Regions from separate parts of the Homo sapiens genome. Here region 1 is linked to region 2. Evidence: read pairs that join two places in POLR2A ChIA-PET (ENCODE). Cell type or tissue: OCI-LY7. All regions are shown on one strand.

What was found. Peaks named below come from ENCODE experiments on the same cell type or tissue, not always from the same donor. Only the 100,000 strongest peaks of a DNase experiment are listed, where the experiment ranks them.
Region 1: POLR2A ChIA-PET joins it to region 2 with 6 read pairs; 2 of 35 experiments call an interaction of 5 or more read pairs at or near these places.

What each region holds. Positions count from the first base shown.
Region 1 is chr12:57,369,490-57,371,989 of GRCh38, forward strand. The region is part of intron 2 of R3HDM2 (R3H domain containing 2); the gene reads right to left. Among named protein-coding and RNA genes, the nearest start is that of R3HDM2, 60 kb to the right of the region's middle. In OCI-LY7, no CTCF peak of the experiment used is centred here; no DNase peak of the experiment used is centred here.
Region 2 is chr12:56,748,165-56,750,664 of GRCh38, forward strand. All of the region lies in intron 2 of PRIM1 (DNA primase subunit 1), which reads right to left. Among named protein-coding and RNA genes, the nearest start is that of PRIM1, 2.9 kb to the right of the region's middle. In OCI-LY7, no CTCF peak of the experiment used is centred here; DNase peaks (open chromatin) are centred at 1,377 and 1,817; H3K4me3 peaks cover 1,667 bases; H3K27ac peaks cover 1,789 bases.

The DNA.
Region 1 (2,500 bases), 620 kb after region 2:
CGAAAACTTGGATGGCTATTTCAGAAATCTAGCATGTCTTTTTTTGTACATTCAATTTGTAGTTTGTGTCATTTTAGTCTCCAAAATGTAATTTCAAGTAAGACTATAAATACTTAGAATTTTTACCATTCGAAAAGGCACAAAACAGAAAATCCCCAACACCTAAGATCCCTCTTTCCTACACTATTACCCTATCATCCAACAAGTCTGCCCCATGGTAAGATGGATGAGGGCAGTAGGAACAGTTCGTAAGATTTCACGGGAAACAAGATCCTTGCTGTTGCCCTTACTATTGAAATCTGGAATTTAAAAATATATATATGAAATTTAAAAGCAACAGAAATTCAAAGTAATAAAAGAAAAAGAAGTCAATTCATTTCTTAGTTTCTCCTAAGATAACTCTTTGAGTGCAGGGACTATGCTTTAAATTATAAGCACCTTCAAAACAGAAGGTTAAATAAATACAAAATAGCACATATAAATTAATAAGAATTTGATAGCCTAAATCATAGAAAGTTTCCTAAAAAATGTTAATTTTCAACTGGCTTTTTCAAGGAGTAATAGCAAAGAGAGGGTGCTATGGTTTGGCTCTGTGTCCCCACCCAAATCTCATCTTGAATTATAATCCCCACATGTGTGAGGGAGGGAGGCTTATTGGATCACGGGGGCGGTTCCCCCCGCTGTTCTCATGCTAGTGAGTGAGTTCTCACAAGATCTGATGGTTTTAATACATAAGCGTCTGGAATTTCCCCTGCTTGCACTCGCGAAGACATACATGCCTGCTTCCCTTTCCACCATGACAGTAAGTTTCCTGAGGCCTCCCCAGGCACGCGGAACTTCCTGTGAGCCAATTAAACCTTACTGGGCACAGTGGCTCATGCCTCTAATCACAGCACTTTGGGAGGCCCGGGGGGGGGGGGCGGGGTGGATCACCTGAGGTCGGGAGTTCAAGACCAGCCTGACCAACATGGAAAAACCCCATCTCTACTAAAAATACAAAATTAGCCAGGCATGGTGGTGCATGCCTGTAATCCCAGCTACTCGGGAGGCTGAGGCAGGAGAATTGCTTGAACCCGGGAGGTGGAGGTTGCGGTGAGCCAAGATCGCGCCATTGCACTCCAGCCTGGGCAACAAGAGCGAAACTCCATCTCAAAAGAAAAATAAAATAAAATAAACCTCTTTCTTTGATAAATTACCCAGTCTCAGGTAGTATGTTTATAGCAGTGTGAAAATGGACTAATACAGAGGGCAAGATAACTAAGAAGGGAGAAAAAGCACAAGGGAAAAATAGTAAATTTAGTCTAGTTTGACTTAGTTGACACAGTCCAAAGAAACAAGCTAATGTCAGGACAGCAGTCAGTGAGCAAAGATGATATAAGCTGCTGAGAAATATGGGATTTATGCAACCGAGAGCCACTGTTACAGGGGAATGAATGGAATGATAATAAAAGAAATCACTGAGCAGTGATATGCCAGTTTCTGGGCCAGTAGAACTGATTAGAAGCAGCAACAGAAGACCAAAATTTGTTCTGGTTCAAAATATAAAAATATTTCATCATTACTCCAAGAATGGGAACCAAATATATACCATTACTTTTTTTTTTTTTTTTTTTTTTTTTTTTTTAAGATACACACACAAACTCAGAGACACCCAACAAACTAGGGCAGGCAAACAAAGTTTTACCCTCTTCAGTGCCTAAATGATTAACAGCTACCCTTTTTCTGCCTACAGTAACATAAAAGGGTTAACTGTTTAAAGAAGTAAAGAACACAGGAGTAGCTGTGTATTCATATATCAAAAAGAAAAAAGCAGTGATATCAAGGGAGAGAAAAATATTTTCATGAAAGACAGGATGCAGAAAAAAATAGAACGAAAACAAAAAAGAAACATCAGTTCTGATGTCCTGCAAAACAGAAAAGGTAAGAAATATCATTCAAGATAACTGCCTTGTGCTTAGGTTTTGTCATTCTTCTTCCAAGCCTATAGTCTGTAGTAAGATAAGAAGACAGGCAATGAGAAGAAATACTCCCAAACAAAACAAGCCAATCCCCCACAACCCAAACCCCCAAAACAGAGAATTTCAAGATATCTCCAAATATCCAGGTCATATTTATAACTAAAATGAATCTTGATTTAACATTGTGCTTCTCATAGGGATTTCTCTTTCACCTTTCCTAAATGAGTAACATCAATGCAACAACTATAAAAACAAAAAGTAAATATCATCAGAAAAGCCAGTATAACATAATATCTTTGAGCATAGTCTAAGGGAAGGATATGGCATAGCTTCTCTCTGTCCCACTGCTGCTGAAACAAAATAACAGTAATCCAAAAGTCCGAATGATTTTACAACATATCATAGATTGTCCTTTTTTGTTGTTGTTGTTTAATTTTGAGACGGAGTTTCGCTCTTGTTGCCCAGGCTGGAGTGCAATGGTGCGGTCTCGGCTCACTATAACCTCCGCCTCCCGGGTTCAAGCGATTCTCCTGCCTCAGCCT
Region 2 (2,500 bases):
ACTTGGACAACAAGTACAATTGAAGAGTGTGTTGTATTGATATTACAAATTGATATTAGGGGAATAATTAGACATTTATATGTGGAATGTTAAGACCCAGCCCTTTCCACCCACTTCTGTACTCTTCCACTACCAACTCAGGCAGGAAGCTAGAAGATTTCTCTCTAAATAATCTGAACAGGGCTGGGCGCAGTGGCTCACGACTGTAATCTCAGCACTTTGGGAGGCTGAGGCGGGCAGATCACGAGGTCAGGAGATCGAGACCAACCTGGCTAACATGGTGAAACCCCGTCTCTACTAAAAATACAAAAAATTAGCCAGGCGTGGTGGCACACACCTGTAATCCCAGCTACTCGGGAGGGTGAGGCAGGAGAATCGCTTGAACCCGGGAGGCGGAGGCTGCAGTGAGCCGAGATCATGCCACTGCACTCCAGCCTGGATGACAGAGCGAGACTCTGTCTCAAAAAAAAAAAAAAAAGCTTTAGCTAAAAGAAAGTGGTTGCTTCTGGGTCTGGGTGTGGTAGCTCATGCTTGTAATCCCAGCATTTTGGGAGGCCAAGGCGGGTGGATCACTTGAGGTCAGGAGTTCGTGACCAGCCTGGCCAACATGGCAAAACCCCGTCTCTACTAAAAAACACAAAAATTAGACAAGTGTGGTGGTATGCGCCTATAATCCCAGCTACCCGGGAAGCTGAGGTGGGAGAATCACTTGAAACCGGGAGGCAGAAATTGCAGTGAGCTGAGACTAGCCACTGCACTCCAGCCTGGGCAAGAGAGCTAGACTTGTCTCAACAAAAGAAAGAAAGAAAGTAGTTGCTTCTGGGTAGCAAAAAATGAGGGGGAAGGGTAGCAGAATTTTTTTTAGACAGGGTCTCACTCTGTCGCCCAGGCTGGAGTGCAGTGGCGTGATCTTGACCCACTGCAACCTCCACCTACCGGGTTCAAGCAATTCTCCTGCCTCAGCCTCCTGAGTAGCTGGGACTGTAGGCATGTGCCACCGTGCCCGGCTGTTTTTGTATTTTTTGGTAGAGACAGAGTTTTACCATGTTGGCCAGGCTGGTCTTGAACTCCTGACCTCAAGTTATCTGCTCGCCTCAGCCTCTCAAAGTGCTAGAGTTACAGGTGTGAACCACCGGCCCAGCCTGGTAGCAGATTTTTTAAAAGCCGAATAGAAGTACTTGATTTTGTAAACCATGTGCATACATAACTGACAAAAATCACAAAACAAAACACAAAAAGTAAATAAAGGTCTATAGATGCTTCTGTCTTGGCCCAAGAAAAAAATGAGACGTTTTCTCCCTTTAGAAATTAAGGAGAAGGAAGTAGAGAGTGGCACCCTAACCCTTCTTAGAAGTTCATTTTCAGTTTTATTCTCAACCTATAAAGGGGAAGTAAAACAACTCCAAAGTATTTTTTTCTGCCTGCCTTTTATTACCTCTTCTCCCCTTACTTTGATGATGAGAGACGGGTCTGGGATTTAGAGTCAGAAACCCTGGGTTTAAGTGCCAGCTCTATCATTTAGAAATTGTGTGTGAGCTTGTGCAAACTATTCAAGTTCTCTGGGCCTGTTTCCTCCTTTGTAAAAAGAATGAGGATTGATACAAGTAACAAGTTATATAACATGAAAAACTCCACATAAAAGCTATTATGCTATGTATGTATTCCCTCCACCCACCAGTGTATATATTTGAGAAGGGGAAGAAGGGCAATTTTGGTTTGTTCATTCACTCAACAAATATTTATAGTGTACTGTCTCTTGCCAGGCACTCTTCTAGGGTACTTAGAATATACCAGTGGCAGGGGGTGGGAGGAGTGGCAGGTTTTAGTAGACCTCACTGAGAAGGTGCTATTTGAGCAAAGATTTGAAGGAGGTGAGGGGATGAACCAAGTATAGAAATGGGTTTTAGGCAGTGGAAACAGCTTGAGCAAGGGTCAGTGTGGCAGGAATGAATGAGGGGGAGAGAAGGACTTTTAGTCAGTGAAATGAGCAGCCACCAGAGAATGTTTTCAGCAGAGGAATCACAGATTCTGAGTTGTTTTAAAAGGATTACTCTAGCTTCTGTATTGACAATGGACTCTAGATTCTACAAAGGCAAACTGTTAGGAGGTTTTTACAGTAATTCAGATGAGATGATAATGTTGGTAGCACTGGTAGTAGTGGCTGGATTTTAGATACACTTATGGTAGAGCCAAAGGGATTTCCTAATAGAATGGGTATGGGAATGTGAGAAAGAGAGGAATCAAGAATAACTCCAGGGGTATGAAGGAAAAAGAATATAAATGTTTATTATGACTGAACTGTACACTTAAACGTGGTAAAGATAATAAGTTTTATATGTATATTTGACCTCAATAAAAATAAACAATTAAAAGAAAAAAAGAATAACTTCCATGGTGGAAGAGAATGTAATTCTCTTTTATTTCCCTCTTTTTTTTTTTTTTTGAGGCCAAGTCTCGCTCTGTCGCCCAGACTGGAGTGCAATGGCGCGATCTTGGCTCA